Regions from separate parts of the Homo sapiens genome. Here regions 1 and 3 are each linked to region 2. Evidence: chromatin loops called from intact Hi-C (ENCODE). Cell type or tissue: IMR-90. All regions are shown on one strand. Links, peaks and the distances in the headings refer to the core of each region. The heading gives the core; the rest is flanking DNA.

The links. A loop is a pair of places that touch in the nucleus more often than their neighbours do. Peaks named below come from ENCODE experiments on the same cell type or tissue, not always from the same donor. Only the 100,000 strongest peaks of a DNase experiment are listed, where the experiment ranks them.
Region 1: it touches region 2 in a loop (14-fold over the local background); 5 of 110 quality-filtered maps call a loop at or near these places.
Region 3: it touches region 2 in a loop (7-fold over the local background); 91 of 110 quality-filtered maps call a loop at or near these places.

Annotation. Positions count from the first base shown.
Region 1 is chr10:34,404,010-34,410,282 of GRCh38, reverse strand. The region is part of intron 5 of PARD3 (par-3 family cell polarity regulator); the gene reads left to right. Among named protein-coding and RNA genes, the nearest start is that of PARD3, 410 kb to the left of the region's middle. In IMR-90, for the core only: no CTCF peak of the experiment used is centred there; a DNase peak (open chromatin) is centred at 2,822.
Region 2 is chr10:33,327,578-33,333,850 of GRCh38, reverse strand. It overlaps NRP1 (neuropilin 1), which reads left to right. Exons shown (of 17, transcript NM_003873.7): 2 at 2,969-3,143. Among named protein-coding and RNA genes, the nearest start is that of NRP1, 4.0 kb to the left of the region's middle. RefSeq lists a silencer at 5,876-6,170. In IMR-90, for the core only: a CTCF peak has its summit at 3,189 (motif pointing left); a DNase peak (open chromatin) is centred at 3,150; H3K4me3 peaks cover 1,960 bases; H3K27ac peaks cover 662 bases.
Region 3 is chr10:34,635,711-34,641,983 of GRCh38, reverse strand. The region is part of intron 2 of PARD3 (par-3 family cell polarity regulator); the gene reads left to right. Among named protein-coding and RNA genes, the nearest start is that of PARD3, 180 kb to the left of the region's middle. RefSeq lists a silencer at 4,169-4,463. In IMR-90, for the core only: CTCF peaks have their summits at 3,346 (motif pointing right) and 4,311 (motif pointing right); a DNase peak (open chromatin) is centred at 3,363.

The DNA of each region.
Region 1 (6,273 bases), core at 1,132-5,131, 1.1 Mb before region 2:
AGGTAAGAGGAAAAGACAGAAATCATCTCACATCAGTACAACAGTGTCCTGGAGAGCCTGGTGTTCTTTAATCACTCTAACTGAACTTTTGTGCCATAGAAGATGAAGGACACTTATTTTTTAAAACAAATATGTTACCAAATTCCCATTTTCTTTTTAAAATTTATCTAGAGGGTGGTGTTGAGCACCTAGTTAGCCCTTAATAGTTACAAGACAGTTTTCTGAGTACTTCAATTAGCTCATTTGATTTTTGTGGAAACTCTGAGATAGATACTATTATTTCCCACAGTTTATAAATGAGTAAACTGAGGCACAGAGAAGTTAAGTAACTTGTCAAAATGATTCTGCATGCAAAATCCGTGTTTTTTATTACTGTGCTCAGCTGCCATATCAAATATAACATGTTTAATACTTTAAATTATTGTATTTGTTTAATATCTTAATTTTTGTTTCACATTTGTATCATATACTGGGAATTAAGGACAATGCAACAAATACATAGCTAATGAGTTTTATTTTCAAAAGAAAAATAAGTGTTACTCTGGTAAGCAAGCCACTTCTGAAAAGAGATTGATTAGTCTGAATAAAATCGTGTCAACTAGAGGGTGGCCACTTGGTCACTAGTGTGTGGTGGGAGAACCCTAAGCAGTGCAGACGCCCTTCGTGCAAAACAAGCGGTGCCAGTGTTCCTGGCATGGTGGTATCTGCTTGAGTGGTCATCTGGGATAAATATGTATAGGAATGCGGCAGATGATGGCAGGTAAGGTGCTGGGACTAGTTATTAGATTCAGTGATTTTTAGTAAGCATCAATATGTAAATCTTCCTGTGTGAATCATTGATGACAGGCAAAATGGAAGAAGAATGTGAAGACAAATTGCAGTGTACTTTTGGATGCTGGACTAAATATCTTCCAAGAAGATTCCTCCATGCTCTGGAATCCTAATAATCAATGAGAAGACTTACATATTGGAACTGAATTTTAAGATTCCATTATGCATGGAACTGGTGCAGAGATACATACTTTTTGTTGTTCTCTGTGGTTAGATAGCTTTCATAAATCAGCACCATCTGTTCTTTTGCCTTTGGTTGTATGGAGTCATGTTGTATATGTATCAAGACGGGAGGCATTTCATTTCTCTGGGAAATGGAAATTTCATGGACTGTGTTAAATACTACATTTGATCAGTACTAGCTTGAGATAAGAATAGTAGGAATCTGGTTGAGGGGATGGCGCTTATATACAGTGATTACATCACAGGCGCTGAATAATTCTTCATAGAATCCTAAATAATTTGATGTTGAGCTTTGTTCAGTAGAGCATAGTTTATATTATAAGGAACTGGACTTTGTCTAAAACTGTAACAGCTGTTAATTTCCCTCTACAAGGGAATATTTTTAATTTTAAAATATCTTATTTTTGCTATATATTATTATATTATTATATCTTATCTAATATTGTCTTTTCTAAAAAGTATTTGCATTTTTTTCATGAATGTTTTTATTCTGGCAGAATATAATGATCATGAATTAAAATTGTATTACACATTTCCTGATTTTATTTCTTTGGAAGGTTGCTATAGATTTATCATTTTGTATTGTGAAGCCCCTCTCTCCTACAGATGTTTTCAATTGTTTTCCATATATGATGGGAAATTACTTTTTCCTGGTGTTTCGGCCAGTTAATCAAGTAGTTGGGACATTAACACGAATGCCTTCTGCAATCCTATTTGTGATACCTAGGAGACTTGGAAACAGATTCCCTTTGGAATTATTTTTCATCAAATGTAATCCAAAGAAAAAGTGCTTTAATTCACTCTGTCAACATCCTAATAAATATTTTCTCTAGGATACCATAGCTCACTAATAGTTAACATGTCTCTCATTAAGTTAGGAAAATCTTGGAGGGATTCTAAAAAGTATGAAAAAGAACATTTAGTTGAGTGTTTTTTTAGCAATATATTTGAACTCATTAAAATATTTTATTTACTGTTATGAATAATTTTTTTTAAAAACACTTGACAGAAAATATTGTAAATTGTACCATGAGAATTTTCATTTTTTTTTTGTGCTTTCTAAACACAAAAATCAAAGATAGATATTTTGGAAATTTAAGTAGAGAAGTATAACTTTAAGTTTTTATAAAACATTTTAAAAATTATAAATATAGGCTTTTCTTTCAAGTGATAAATATCCAAAATATTTACTTCTTGGACCTCAGAATTTGAATGTAGATATACAGATGACTGGTTTCTAGATTAAGTTTTATAGTGTTCCTCTGAATTAGACAGTATGGTTTATATTTCTTGTTTTGTAAACATTTGTGTTCCTGTTTTCTGTGGTGAGAGATGGAGGCAGGATTCTAGTCTCAAGTGTTCTAGTTACAAGTCCTGTACTTTTTTTGTGGTAGGATCACTTAAGTTTTTGGATTTTTTTTTTCTTTTTTTTTTAGGCATAAGGACTCACTCTGTTGCCCAGGCTGGAATGCAGTGGTATGAACATAACTCACTGCAGCCTTGAACTCCCTGGGCTCAAGTGATCCCCCTGTCTCAGTCTCCCAAGTAGCTGAGACTACAGGCGCACGCCACCATGCCTGGCTCTTTTCCAATTTCTGCATGAGAAGTTAAACTTTAGTTATGTTTTGGCCCCCCTTTTCTGGAATCCTAATAAAGGTAGTATGTCGACTGCCTTTTTAGGCAAAAGTAACCACTGATTGGTAAATCGTATTGAGACTTGAAAAACTATAAATATCTGAGGAGCAGCAGCTTACGACTATGGCATTGTTCCAAGAGACACTGGCTTCTCTGGGGCATGAGGCTTTTCAGCCATGGTAGCTCTTGCAACTTCCTGATGTGAGTCAACACGCCTGCGCTGTCTGCTAGAGACCCCAAGAGAATGGCTCCTGCACAGCTGTGAGGACTGCTGGGTGCACACTCCTCTGGAAAACAAGGCATGATACAGCCTTGCTGGCAAGTGGGGTCTCCTGCCTTACACCCTGCACTGTCAATCCAATGCCAGGCAGTCTGTGGGGGCCTTGACAGTCTGCATGTTAGTTAGACCGGAGAAGCCCCTCCACCCCCTTGGCAGGCATTTCAGAATAAAAATAAAGACATAATGCTAAAAGACTTATCATAAAAATGAACAGCCTCTCTGTGCCACTGTTCCCGTCTTTCTCCCTAAATGTCTGCTCTGATATTTACTTCCATGTTTCTAAATAATATATTTATGTTGCTCTTTCCTGATTACCAGTTACTGACATCTGTTGACTTGCCATATGGAAGATAAGAGTTGTTCCTTTTATACTGCTTCTGGTTTCTTGTTCCCATCCTTTCAATGCTGTTACATCCAAAGTCTAATTTCAGTCAATAGCCAGTGTCACAGCACATGGCAATGTGACAATTGCTCACTGCATAACCAAATGGATACTCTGAATATATTTCCTCTTCTACAGATTTTTTTTCTCCTGGGGCAATTTTTTTTTTTTCATGTTGCTTTGTTTTCTCTGTATATATTTTTGATTTTCCCCTTGCATTCTGTGTCAGGTCTGTCAAGATGCCTTTTATTTTTCAAATATTCAAAAGTATCAGACCTGAGCCCAGGGAGGAGGTGCAAACTTGTAGTTGCAGCTATTTGGGAGGCCTAGGCTGGAGTATTGTTTGAGCCTAGGAGTCTGAGGTCAGAACTGGGCAACATAGCAAGACCCCGTGTCAAAAAAAGAGAAAAACTAAAGGGGAATGAAAGAACTTTTAGAACGATATCAGACCAATTATTAGTTTCTTTTTTTCTCATGGAGATGTACTTACTAGACCTCTCCATCCTCCTGCTCTTATCTGAACTGGTTTCTGCTTCCTTAAACTGCCATTTCTCCCGTGTTCTAGGACTTCCCTTGGGTTCTGACTGATTTCTTACTGTGTTTTCTGGATTTTGCTGGAGCACTTCCAAAAAGAGCTTTATATAAGAAAGTGTTCATGTGAAGGAGATAAAGATCTCTTTGCAAGTCTCAAAATTTCTTTTATCTTTCATGCTTGATCTTTTTGAGCATGTAGTTTTACACTGAATTGTTTTTTCAGTGTAGAAGATATGACTTTTAGTAGAATTTAATATCGCTATTCAGAAGGCATTGTTATCATAGATCATTTGTTAATAATATTCCTAGTTTTAGTCTGCTAGCAATCATCCACATCATTTGTCAATCCTTTGATTAAACTCTGCAGTTTGGAGATAACTCCTCATTGTTCTCTTGGCATTTTGTACAGATGACTCATCTAAGAGGAGGAGGTTGTATATGTATATATACACACACAGAACAGAAGTCTTCATTGTGGACAATCTTTTCAAGGATGTTTGTAGAGCAAGATAGGTATAAGATCTCCTCTGACAGCAGCAAGCAAAGATACTCCCTGTCTGTCTAAAAGATTCAGGTTCCCTAAGCCTAGGGTTCTTCTGTGTGTGCCAGTGTCCCTGGATCCTCTTCACATCACCTTGTGAGAATCTTAGCTGAGGAACCACTACATAAAAGGAAGATACTCTGGCTAGCGGTGTGGCTATGAGTTGTGAATAGTTCTTTGTCTGTGACCCAGGAATCTTCTGCCTTCTGCCAGCATTGATGAAGGTGTAGCTTTCAGGTATTGTAAAAATCCTAGACCCCTCCTACTTTTTTTACATCTACTTTCTCTCTGAAAATGTCTTCAACCACCACCCCACAAAGTTTTCTTCTTCTTGCCATGTACTTGATTGTATATAGCATTTATTTATCTTTTTTTTGGTTTCTTTACTCATCCTAAAGACATTCTACATTGAAAATATTTTGTATATAGCAAAGCACAGTAAATATCAGGTGTCAGCAAGTTTCTAAATTATAAATAATATGTTTTTTATTTGATCGAGTGGGTAATATGTTTCATATTAAATTGTTTTGCAAGGCACAGTGTATGAATAGATGAATACATGTATATACTCTTAAAATGTCGTATATTTGTACATAATTGCCCTAAAAGATTTATCGAGGTTTGTTTTCTGTATTATGTGTTATCTATTTCTGTCTTCAATAATGTTTATAAAATAACCATTTGTTGGGTAAGTACTATGTGTCAGGCACCATGTAATGCTTGTGATATGGAGGATTTTCGTACTGATTCTTTCAGTACTAAGAGGAAGAGTTTTTAAAGTGTGTGTGTGTGTGTGTGTGTGTGTGTGTGTGTGTGTTTGTGTTTGTGATGGGGTCTCACTCTGTCACCCAGGCTGGAGTGCAGTGGCATGCATGGTCATAGCTTACTGCAGCCTTGAACTCCTGGGCTCAAGCTTCTTGCTTCAGCCTTCCCAGTAGTTGGGACTACAGGCACGCACTATCTCACCTGGTTTTTTGTAGAGACTGAGTCTTGCTACGTTGCCCAGGCTGGTCTTGAACTCCTGGTGTTAAGCCATTCTCTGCCTCAGCCTTCTAAAGTGCTGTGGTTACAGGTGTGAGCCACTAAGCCCAGCCAAGGAAGATGTTTTTATTGTTCACGTTTTATAGAAGAAGGGATAGAAACATGGAAAGGTACATAACTTGCATAAGGTTATAAAATTGGCAAATGATAGAATTGCTATTCACGCCCAGGTCTGTTTAAATCTTGAACCCAAGCTCTTAATGTCTGTACTCTGCTATGAAATGGAGAGTAGGGAAAGGAAAAAGAAAAAAAAAACAAATGGCTGTATTGTCTCATATCTGAAAGTTCTTTGGCACAGTTTAGTTTAAATTGATACTATATAGTTCTATTTTTTTCTTACTTTAAGAAAAAAATAGAGGCGGGATCTCACCATGTTGCCCACACTGGTCTTGAAATCCTGGGTTCAAGTGGTCCTCCCACCTCAGCCTCTGAAAATGCTGGGATTACAGGCGTAAGCCACCTCACCCGGCCAGTACTGTATAGTTCTTAAATATTGATTTGACATACATAATAACAGCTTTGTTTACTGTAGTTATAATGGAATTCAGTGTATAGTTCTTGCTAAAAGTAACTACATTCAGTCACAGCTTGAAAGAAAAAGTACCAGACAACAGAATAAAACCATACAGGAGCTGATAATTTACACATCCAAATATTGGGAAAATCTAAGTTGAGGTTCCACAGCAACTGCAGCTCAGCCTCAGGGCAGTGAATGTTGCCATCCAAACTGGACACTGTATGTAGCTTCATGAAATAATATTCTCCATGCTCTTTGGTGCCTGATAATGGCCACTGTGGGAACAATGTGTGAATTATCAGTGACTGTTTTATCACTGTAGTTTGGGG
Region 2 (6,273 bases), core at 1,160-5,159:
GTTGATGAAACTCCCTCCCCCGCCTTTGTACACCTTCCGTAATCTGTCTGGAGTATGACTGAAAGTTACATAGTATCAATACAGGAATCTGACATATACAGTGTAAGGCACCAGGATATCTGAAAATCCCTAAGCTAGTTGCAGCTTCCACTTAGCTTTTAAAATCACTCACTGTTAAGTAAATGAAAAACTATACTGGGGTCTAAACAGTACCATGTAACCTAAATAATGTGTTTTAAAATGGGATCTGGTTGTAGGCATGTTTGACTTCACACTGTAAAGTAAGTGCAGGCAAGGGTATGCAATTATCTTTACAGTAAGTCGTCAGCAATTGTTATTAACTAATGATCAAATATTTACTTTTGTCTGGCTTAGATTTCAATCACAGTAATTAGAAGAAAAGAACATCCACTACTTACTGTGGTATATTGTTTTAATAAGAGACCGCAAGTGGAGGGCCTCATACCAACAGGAATTTAAATCACATCTTTATGATGGAAGTTAATCTCTCTAATATGCTTTTTCAAGGTTTTGTGATTTTAGCAATGGATTTCCCTCAGCAGCTACCAAGCAGTATTTTAAGAGATGCTTAAAGCAAAACACATGCAAAAAAAAAAATTATGAACATGGAATTCAGCTTATTAATGAGCCCAAGTTGATGGCATTTTTCTATAATCTGGCAGGAAAGCAAGACACAAAAAATTATGAATGTAGAATTCAATTTATTAATGAACCTGAGCTGGTAGCATCTTTCTATACTCTGGCAGGGAATGAAATAGCATTCTCGTCCAACTGAAAGAGCTCAAATGGTTGGACTAGAAATTATAGTAACCCTGTCCTCCACAACTCTTGAGACTAAATCCATAGTGGGGGTGTTCACAAGATAGATTTGAAGCTCAATGCAAAGAGCTATCAGACTTTAGGTTGTGAACTACACAAATATATATGCAGTACACACACACACACACACACTTCTTAGTTTTCTTAGCAGAAATCTGGGGAATGCTGAAAATCTGGCTTTAGTTGTTGAGCTTTACCAGCAAAAGCCATGTCGCTATGCTTGAAGTGACCAGAGCCAGAAAATGCCTCTGTAACTCAGCAGACCTCTCAAAGCCATGTCCACCTCCTCTGAGTAACCAGTGTCTGCTAAATTAATTCATTAACCTTATTTAGGACTAATGGTCCAGAGTCATTAGAAACTGCTCTTTCTTAATCAACTGCTAGAGAGATTGAACAGAGCCAGGGAGTCTAGCAGTCCACATTATCTTATTACACTGTCACTTTCTCAGAAGTCACAGATTAAAGAGCTCTGGTGTGGTACCAAGTCCACCTAAATGTCTTCTGAAGTGACTCTGTCGAGTGACTAGAACCAGTGCTGTTTTATTTCACTCCTGTAACAGATGCCAGACACTACCATGATGTTTGTCCAGAGCTAGAGGAAACTTAATGAGACGAGGTCACTTTCCAAGTTTTCTGCACATTCAAAATAATGCAAGAGTCTCAGCAGAATCACATAACAGAGTCCAACATGATCATTAGCTGAGATTTTGAACTCCAGTTGCAACATCATTTCTTCCTGGCAAAGCTTACACTTTTACAAGCCAGTGCAAAGGAAACCAGCATAAGACTACCCCCAGTCTAAGGAACAAAGTCAGAAGCACCTAGCGATTGAGAAAAACAATATAACTTATATTGTCTTCTTTTTTTAATTTATGGGAAATGATTTCTGTAATGCATGTAGCTTTATGCATTTTTGATGTGCACTTCATCTTTCATTTCCATTTGACCTGGTTTTCCTGTAATAAAATTCTGTAGATTTATAAATTCATGCTGAGAGCAAAGAATGCCATTCTCTTTCCACAGGGAATCTATTAGATGCAGTGTTAAAATCTACATCTACCATTACTGAAAATTTGTGATTGATAGGCTTATATATTTCACTGTTTTCATACCGTTTCTCTTATATAGTTTATGCACCGAATTTTTATTGCTCAAAATTAAGCATCAATAAATGTGGCAGCATTTCAGGCTGAGGTGCTCCAGTATGAAATCCATCATAAAATGTGACAATGAGAATCTATGCTGAACAATATAGGCAGCCCAGAGACTGGTTTACTTGGTTTATTTGGCTTCACTTGAGCATTTTTGAAATGAAGGCTCAAAACTACTTAGCTCACCTTTCCCAGAATGTGAGAATGTGGGTTACCATATGTGATACCCAGACCTGTGTGGTGGGTTATTTTTCACCCAACATTTAGGTAATTAGAATTAATGCCATGTGGCTATTTACTTTTCCTTCTGCCCCGTTGCTTTGATCCGATCTCCAAGCTTGAACAACTTTACTTGGAGAAGTAAAGCAGAATTATTTCTGCTTCACCAAATATACTTTGTTCTCTGTTGATTTGGATCTCAAGAGCAGAGATAACTCAAAATCACTTAGATTTATGGGCAGATAAAACAACAACAACAAAAGGTTTGGCTTTAAGCCAATCAAAGACAATCCCCACTGATCAATGACATAGACCAGGCTTATCATCAAAAAACAACACAAGGGGTCGAACAGCATCTTTCAGTCACTTTCCACTTAGAACTTGCTACTTAATGTGATTACACTTCTTGGGGGATAATTAAGTCTAGCAGAAGCTCCCAGGGGACCATGTTAACATCAATTGAGGGGATTTAATGTTTTTAATGCTAGAAGACCTTTTCCTTAGGAAGAAACTTCGGGGCTGGGGGGAAGAGTCCTCTCAGATCTCAGTTGGCTTTCTGCCTGAGTCAACCTTCCTGAGATCAAAGAGTGTTTTTTCCTGGAGTGTTGCACTCAGAGCCACACGAAGGACTTACGGGGACCTTTTAGAGTTCCCCTTAAAAAGTTAAGGAATGTTTAATAACCAGTAATTTACATATAAAGCTAGATTACCTAACAGGTTGTCAGGAAAGATCTGCTAAAATCTTACTTTCATTGCAGATAAATGTGGCGATACTATAAAAATTGAAAGCCCCGGGTACCTTACATCTCCTGGTTATCCTCATTCTTATCACCCAAGTGAAAAATGCGAATGGCTGATTCAGGCTCCGGACCCATACCAGAGAATTATGATCAACTTCAACCCTCACTTCGATTTGGAGGACAGAGACTGCAAGTAAGTGGGAATGTTTTTGAACAGGGCACCACAGCACCATCTAGTGGTCACGCCTGTCTACGGGGGGGAAGTCGGTGTGTACAATGTAGATTATAAATGGATCCAGGAGGGATTCCAATCTCAGCCAGATTATATGTCAATGGTATGGAAATTGAAGTACGTTAAGTGATTTCTGAGTTCCCCAAACCAGGAAGATTATAGTTAAATGTGTAAGCTCTTATACTCCTTCCTGTTAGCACTTTTGGTTTGGGAACTCTTGTTAAGAAATGTATACAGTATGTATGTTTCTTTTTTCTTTCTTTTTTTTTTTTTCCTGGAGAGGGGAAGAACTAGAAACTCAAAAATCTCACTTGTATTTTTACGAAATACAGTGGATCACTAATATACATCGCATCCACAGATAGTGTGATTGGAGATCTCACTATTTGAGATATATTGAACTGTGGCACATCTTATGATTTAAGAACTGCATTCATCTTACTAAGTAAGTTTGACATGGAAAAAGCAAATTGAATAAAATAAGGCCTACAGGATAAGCCAGATGAGGGGTTTTGTAAATGGTGGATTACTGATTAAAATACTTTTATGGAAAATGCTAGAAAATAATTGTTAAGACACGATGAATACAATGGGAACTCAAATACACATCAGTGTTTCATCCACCTGCTTAGTCTTGCTATCTCTTTCTATTGTTAAGTTTCTAAACATCAACTTATGCCCAATTTCGTTATTATGAAGACATTCTCACTATAGAGACAGTCGAAATTATATTTCCTCACTTTATGTGAAAGAACTGGTATGTGGATATTGCTTTCCACAGTATCGAAAGTATGTTTTTACCTTGCACGTAGCAGTCCACTCAGATACATGTTTGCTCGTCTCTCTTAACACCCAACAGACCCCCTGTCTCTGTCTTGTCCACATTATCCCATTCTGACCCACTGAAAGTGGTGTAGTCTCCAGAGACTTGAACCTGAATATCCATCTTTTAAGTTTGTACATATATAAATAGTTTTATCAAAGAAAAATAATCGATTTAAATCTCAATTCTAAAGTGTTTCTCAGGGACTGAGAGGTTTTCACAAGTTTTAAAGTGGGTCAGTTTGGTGTAACCGTATATGATATCTACAGACTACTGCTACCGCTGGACCTAAATATTATTTTGCAAGTATATTCATTGTTAAAGACAGTCTATTTGAACACACATTTCTTTTGGGAAAGAACAGAGTAATATCAAAATCTTCCTACCTGTAGGAAGTGCTCGACAACCTGTTGAGTTGGTTTAGTAAACTAGCTTTTCATGGTCAGAGAGATGAGGTCATTTGGTTCATTCAACATTTTAGTATCTAGAGAATTAGCATAAATCCACAGGCTGATGACCAGTTTCCAAATAATCAGTGTATACTACAGTGCAACAAAATTACACCAATTCCAATTTATCTTTGCTTTGTGATTCAGAAGTGCCTCAGGGCATTATATTGACTTTTTAATTGTGTATGGAAGTTACCATTAATAGTGTTCCAGTGACTGCTTGGAAACAAAGAGTTCATTGTATTGATTTATTTATTTTTGCTAATATTCTTTATGGTGGTTTTTACAGTGTCAATCACCTAGACAATCTGGAGACTTGTTTTCTTTTATATTTGATTTACTTCATTAGTAGTAGCAGTAGTTATTAGTATTTGCTTTTTGACCATGTTTAAACTGCTATAGGAGAAACTCTGGTAAAACATACTCAAGTAATAACATTATTCCAAAAAATAAAGTGCTGTTAGAATTCAATAAACTGACGTTTACTAATTTCTAATCTGGAAATCATGACCATCAATACGTGTAATATAATACTTAAAGAATTCAGAATAATCACTAGTTATTGGCAGTGATGTGGTGGTAAATGTTTAACAGCTGGCTCTTTGGAGAAGACGAGTCAAGTCCTCATTTGTATGTAGCACATGCCAATTTCTGTGGTGTAAATACTCTCATCATAGCCAATTTCAAACTAACCATGTGATGTCACTGTGCCCAGACTAGCAAAGAAATGTGCACAGTTGGTTCTTATGAGCTGGTGGGCGCCAGATCCAGCACACAACTGGAGTAGAAATTTAAGAAGGGAAGCCAGTTGAATCACTTAATATATGTAAAGGGCTTACAATTCTATTTGCACATACATTTCTTCTGGGAAAGAACAGAGTAATATAAAAATCTTCCTACCTGTAGAAAGCGCTCAACAACCTGTTGAGTTGGTGTAGTAAACTAGCTTTTCATGGTCAGGGAAATAAGGTCATCTGGTTCATTCAACATTTTGGTGCCTAGAGAATTAGCATAAATCCATAGGCTGATGATCAGTTTCCAAATAATCAGCGTATACTAATTATTACAACAGCATCTCACAGTATTACAATGGTGTCTAGCTCACAGTAAACCTTAAATAATGATTTGTCATATCATGGTGTCAGGTGGGGTATAATGGGATTAAAGGAGCACCTTTTTGGTTAGTTTTCTTTTTAAAAAGTACATTAAAAGATGATTGTAATTCACAGAAAATGACAGTTTTAGTGATATCAGCAAAGTATTTGAGAAACTGACATGGCCAAGAAGATGTTACATAACAATCTTAATAATGGTGACTTTGTTTGTTTTTTTAATGCTACAGAGTAAGGTGATTTCTTAATTGTCCCAACTGAGGCTTTGCTCTCTGTGAAGGTGTCATCTCCTGGCCAAAGCTGAAAGGCTGTTATATTTAGCCTGATGAAGTCAATGGAGATTAGATCCATGGAAAATATCTTCCTGCTGTGTTTTGAAGTGTTGCATTGTGAGCTTTTTATCAATGAGAAACTCCAGAAAGATATAGGAAGACCAGCATAAGGCATTCCTTTCACTATCTTTCTAAGCTGATTCATATGAATGACTAGTGCTCAGTGTTGAAGGGTGCATTTGAGATTCTACAAATGTGGCAAAATACTTACCTCCTTTTGTGAAGGCTTTGAGAAGAATCCACAGATTTAAATTTTACAGGGGATTGGAATGCCCTAGGGGGAAAAAAAAAACCTGGGAACACCAGAAATTATTTGAAGAACAAATTCATAGACTTCAAAGTTTAGATTAGATTCCTACAAACATAGTTTTGTTA
Region 3 (6,273 bases), core at 1,132-5,131, 1.3 Mb before region 2:
CATTACCATTTAGTCTTGTTTACAGCCTGGGAGTTTCTAGTCAAGCACAGCTGGTGGGGAGGCTCCGTGCCTCTTCTCCTCTGCCACCTCCACCCTTGTGCCCTCCTCCACGCTCCCTTCTGGATGCCTCATGCACCTGTATTTCACGTGCAGGACAGGGTTCCATGGTCTGTCAGCCACCACCTACTGAGCTGTTCCCACGAGGCGCATGCCTCCCAGCCAGTGGGTCATCAGCCCATTTCACGAATGGGGGCAGGCTCAGGACTGATGAACTGCGGCACAGCTCACCCAGCCATGCGTGGTGCTCCGCCATGTGGAGAACTATGTTGCCTCCCCTGCGGAGGCCATCGGTGAGGGGGTGCTGGGCCATGAGGACTTGGGTGGGCTGGGGCTGTGTGCAGAATGGCCTCCTGTTTCTTACACGCCAAGGCTTCCTCCAGGCCCTGAGATTTTTCATGCAGTGCCTTTTACTAGTATGTAATCTTCCAGTAAAGACCACTGTTCAGTCAAAGACCAGAATGCAGGGCTCAAATACTTTCAGGTTCCGCCATTGCAGACGTTAGCCCAGGTAGGACTGTGCCTTTCTGCTGAAGAAGCAAAGATAGGCCAAGCCCCAGTCCCTCCTCCAGGCTTCCCCGGCAGCTCAGGGTGCGGGCAGGTGCCGGGAGGGAGAACCTGGTTAATTTTAATTGGCTTACATTTTTGGCCTCTGTGATTTCCTTGTTGGCCTCCTTGGGTGTGTGTTTAATTCAAGTAAGAGTTCATTATCGGAGTTCTTTTAATTATAAAATAAAGTGTGTTCGTGGTAAGGAGGTCACATCATAGAAAGCTGTAGGGAAGAAACTGGAAGTGCCTTTCATCTCCTCCCCCACCTAACTCCCCAGAATTAATCACAAATACTTTTGTGTGTATATTGTTCTGGAAATTGTAAATGTTTAAACAAATCTACTAAGGTATACTCTTCTGAAATTTTCCTTTGAAAATTTAGTTTATAATTTGGATTTATTTCTTGATGAGCACATGCTAAACTCATTCCACCCTTTTTTGATGAAAATTATTACATGTTTATTAATATATCACATTCCCTCCCTCCCTGTCCCTTTTTTCCCCCATAAAACACAATACTGCAGTGAATTTGTTTGAATACATCCCACAGAATATATAGCTGGCAATGGCATTGCTGGGTAAAAGGGAGTGTGCATTTAAAGTTTGGATAGGTGTTGTCAAATTGTGTTCCCTAAAAGTGCTTTTTTTTTTTTTTTTTTTTTTTTTTTTGAGATGGAGTCTCACTCTGTTGTCCAAGCTGGAGTACAGTGGCGCTTTCTTGGCTCACCACAGCCTCCACCTCCCGGTTTCAAGCAAACTCGTGCTTCAGCCCCCTGAGTAGCTGGGACTATAGGCGCATGCCACCATGCCCAGCTAATTTTTGTATTTTTAGTATAGAGAGGGTTTCACCATGTTAGACAGGCCCCCTGAGTAGCTGGGACTATAGGTGCATGCCACCACGCCCAGCTAATTTTTGTATTTTTAGTAGAGACAGGGTTTCACCATGTTAGACAGGCTGATTTCAAACTCCTGACCTCAGGTGATCTGCCTGCCTTGGCCTCCCAAAGTACTGGTATTACAGGTGTGAGCCACGGTGCCCAGCCAAAAATGCCTTTTAAAAGGTGCATATGATTTTCAGTTCCAGCTTCACTGAGTATTAGAATCTTTTAAAGAACGTTTCAGGGTGCCCAGACCCTTTGCTCTTGTAGGATTCACGCCTGCAGCCTCCAGGCCCAGGGATGGGGCAGGTGTGCTGTGCAGTTGCTGTGGGCCTCACTGTGTCATGGTGCACTCCACCCTCATTGCTGTAGCCTCGCTTGTTCTTTCTTCAGTTGTACAAGAGGAAGACTGAGACTGCTAGTCAGAGGGATTGGTATTTTCTTCTGTTCTGAATATAGAATCTTGGGAGGTTTTATGGAGAGAAATTAAGGGCATGTCTGTCTTTTATCTATGTTTGTATGTAACATGGTGTTTAATGAATATAACCCATGTGCTAGGTGCTTCACATAAATGGATTCTCATAACACTCTGCGAGGTATCTGCTCTTTTACTGTGTGTGTGTGGTGTGTGTGTGTGTGTGTGTCTTACTCTGTTACCGAGGCTGGAGTGCAGTGTTGCAATTATAGCTCACTGCAGCCTTGATCTCCTGGCCTCAAGCAGTTCTCCCACCTCAGCCTCCCAAGTAGCTGGGACTACAGGTACAAGCATGTACCACCAGCTAATTTTTTATTCTTTAAATGTTTTGTAGAAATGGGGTATTGCTCTGTTGCCCGGGCTGGTCTTGAGCTCCTGGCCTCTAGCAGTCCTCCTGCTTTGGCCTCGCAAAGTGGTGGCATTAGAGGTGTGAGGTACAGTGCCCAGTCTGTTTTCCGTGTTTTGTAATTTAATAAGATGTGAGCCTCAAGACCATTAGTGAGTGGTAAAGCTGAGATTTGATTCTCATCCTCCACCACACTAACGGGGATGTGCCCTAGGGCATGAAATGCTTCATTCCTGTTTGTTTAAAAACGTGTTTTTTTTCCTTGTGTTTTCCTATGTATTTTATTTTTTTTTTACTTTTATTTTTATTTTTTTGAGACAGAGTCTTGCTCTTTTGCTCACAGCAACCTTTGCCTCCTGTGTTCAAGGGATTCTCCTACCTCAGCCTCCCGAGTAGCTGGGATTACAGTCACGTGCCACCATGCCTGGCTAATTTTTGTATTTTTAGTAGAGATGGGGTTTCACCATGTTGGTCAGGCTGGTCTTGAACTCCTGACCTCAGGTGATCCATCTGCCTAGGCCTCCCAAAGTGCTGGGATTACAGGTGTGAGCCACTGCACCCAGGTGTAATTTGGTATCATCTTTATACATCTTCATGCCTACTCATATCTTCTTTCATAGATTAGAATGAATTTGAGAACAGAGGAAATTTTAGACATTATGCTAATGGCATGAGGATCCTAGGCCTAGTTAGAAGTCATCTTTGAAATAACTTCATAGAGCCGTATTTCATATTTCTCTTCTAAGAATTGTGAAAGAACTTAATTTTATTTCCCCAGAGAGAGAACTATAAATCATACGTATATAGTAACAAAGACAAAGAATGTTTGTGGAGGATTGAACTCAATTTAGAACTGATTTACACATCAGAGCAAGCCTGCTGAAAGCATAAGATTTTTACGTGGTTTTGCCAGACAGGTTGAAGGGACTATATTAAGGATAAATAGTTGAGCTGTTTTGTGGTATTTTTATTTCAAAATACCCAGAAATGGAAAGCAGTACTTTTCTTGTTTGGGTGTGATTCATGGACTGTCCAGCAGAGGGCACTGCCAGTTTGTGAGTGAGCATCCTTGCTGGCAGCTGAGTGAGCCTGCGCCTGCACTTCCCAGAGGAAATGGGTCTGAGTGTGATGTGGAAATAGTTACATTTTATTTTAGAATGTTGTCATGAAAGTTATCATAGGTGTCATAATAGCATTTGTAAGGTGTCACAGAAGATATTGCTGTTTCCTGCTACCTAGATGTACTGAACATTTTGCAGTTAGCTACTTAGCATGGTTTAGCTAATTGGGGACTGTTACTGACACATGGCTGGATCCCTACTTTGCCTCTCCTCCTTGAATTTGAGTTATATAAAGGAAATCTCAGTACTTAGGAATTTAGGGGAAAATGTTTAATTTTTGATGTGTAACCAAGAAGAAAGCATGGCAGTTTCTTATTGGTGGCTTCATGACTTACTGTGAATTTTTAATTTTTCTGAAATCTCAGGTATTTCTTTCCTTGCTGTGAATCCTGGGAAATGATTGCATTTGAAGTGGAGAATCACACAGCCTCCTTTAGTCCACTCTCCACAATGTCCAAATTATCTTTTGGTTATTCTTTTGTCTACCAGACTATCACAGCCATTATATTCTGTGGACTGAATTGTCAGTTTTCTCCACTGTAAGAATGGCGGGTGCACAGTCCGTGTGTCTTGTTTATGTGTACACTTGCAGATACAGAGTTGTTTTTGCCTCAGCTTTTCCTATGTAAAAGTTTTAAGTACTGTGTAAACATGCTTGTATACCTGGCTTTTGAATATATTTCACGCCTGCAAACTTAATTATTTGATGTGCATGGAAGTTGTAGAAGAGATCACTTGGTTTTTCTCTTAGGTTCACTTCTGTTTTTGTTTCTCTTGCTCCTTCAACTCACTGATGACAGGTGCTTTCCAAACTGCCGGCCTGATGCAGAGGTGCTGATTCCCCATTTGCTCTGCCCTTCTTTAGGGCTGCTGTACCGGCAGTGCCCACTGGGGGGCAGCGTGATTGCACACCAGCCTGCAAGGGTCTCCTTGGCTTTCTTTTCAGTTGGCAGGTGTGGGGGGCATTTTTGAGAACAAAGCACATTATTACTGAACGCTGAAACCCCCAGTGACAAAGCATTGTAGTGAATTCAAATGCACGATCCGGGAAATTCTCGGAGCCTCTGCGACTGGTCTCTCCAGCAGGGCCTGATACACAGGATCACTTGTAATTAAAACTAACACTTGTGGATGGGGGTGAGCTCTCACGTTAATGGACGTTTCTCATTGTACAACATTCAAAATATGTGGCAGGCCTTTGATAAGGAGTCTTTTTTCTTTCATCCCTTGAATAGTTATGAGGTGTGGAAATAAGAGGAGTTAGTTGGGAAAAAGCTTGCATGCTGGCTTTGTCGTTGTTTTTGAAAAGAATGGAAAATACTTGCAAATAAAGGCACATGGATTATTTTATCCATCTTGCACAAAACTGGGCTCATAGCACCTGATGGAGTCCTGGCTAACAGGTTTATTTTACTTATTGATTTCTGGAAATAAAGCAGGCACTAAACCGGACCACTTAACTATTTAAATCCTTGCAATAGGGTATAATTGTACTTTCAGATTTGTTTTTATATCAGTTGTGCAACATGTCTCAGGCAGTCATCTTGATTTTAAGTTCCTTTCTTTTAAGTTCATGCCTTATTCTCAACTTTCTTGCTCCGTAACAGAGCTGTGAATGGATAAGACTCGGTAGGCATTTGCCTAAAAGGTTTTGATGCTAGGAGGAACTGCACAATTCCTTTGCCCTTCTTGGTTTTCCTGTTTCGTGCTTATTTTTTATAAGCCGTGCATTGCTGTCGTGTGCAGCTGTGCACCCTCCTGCTGCCCGTCACGGCATCGGGTCTTTCCTGTGGGCCTCCTCGCCCTGCCCCACCTTTTCTCCAGGCATGAATCCTCCCCTAGAGCGCATGCAGTCAAATTAACGTGGAGACAGAGCCCATTATGAAGGAAATCAATTTATTCTAATTGGGTGACAACATTAGGCTTGACGGGAACTAGCACACCATCGTAAGCATCATGGTTACTTTGACTCTTCGTGAGGTGACTTAGGTGCAGTGTGATTTTCGTTTTCCATGCCTCCACCCCGCAGAAGCACCTGTGCGGTAACTGTCTGGGTTCATGTGTCCTGTGCTTCCAAAGCCTCTCGCCAGCGGCCTTTGTGGTGGGGTGGAGGGACTGGACAGGGGGCACCCAGTGAATTAACGCCAGAGAGTGTCTGGCCTCAGAAGGGCCAGCGAGCAAAGGGGTGTTAGCCCCGAGCCCGGATGGAGGAGGCAGCAGTGTGGGTTTGGATGACAGAGGGAAAGTAGAGATTTGGGAAGAAGAGGGTGGAAACAGGGTGGGTCTCCGTGGATTGCAGGGGAGGGTTTGTCTGCAGGTGTACAGGGAGTGCTGGCCCTGGTTTGGTTTAAACTGATGAGGGCCCTGGGCACATGCAAATGCGTAAATCTATCCTTCAGGCAAGGGATGAAAAACCGTTGAAGAGTTTTGGCTTCTTCTTCTTCCTTCTTCCTTCCGTCTTCCTTCCTTCTTCCTTCTTCCTTCCTTCCTTCTTCCTTCCTTTCTTCTTTCTTTCTTTCTTCTTCTTCTTTTTTTTTTAATAGAAGAAAAGTTACTTAAGAAAAGTTATCCTTGCGTAAAAAAAAATTCTGTGGAGGGAATATGGGGTGGGAGGTGTCCAGGCTCTGTTCTCATTGACCTGGGATTAAAGACCCAGTCTGCCCACACACTGTCAGCTTTACAACCTTAAGTAGTTCCAGAACCTTCCCAGACTTTGTCTATTAATCTGGGTAATATCAACTCACACAGCAAATGTGAGGAGAAAGTTCTACTGTATTTATAGAAGTCCAGCTCAGTTCTGGGACATACCGGTAGGTGCTCACTTGTTCTTTTCTCTTCCTACATCAT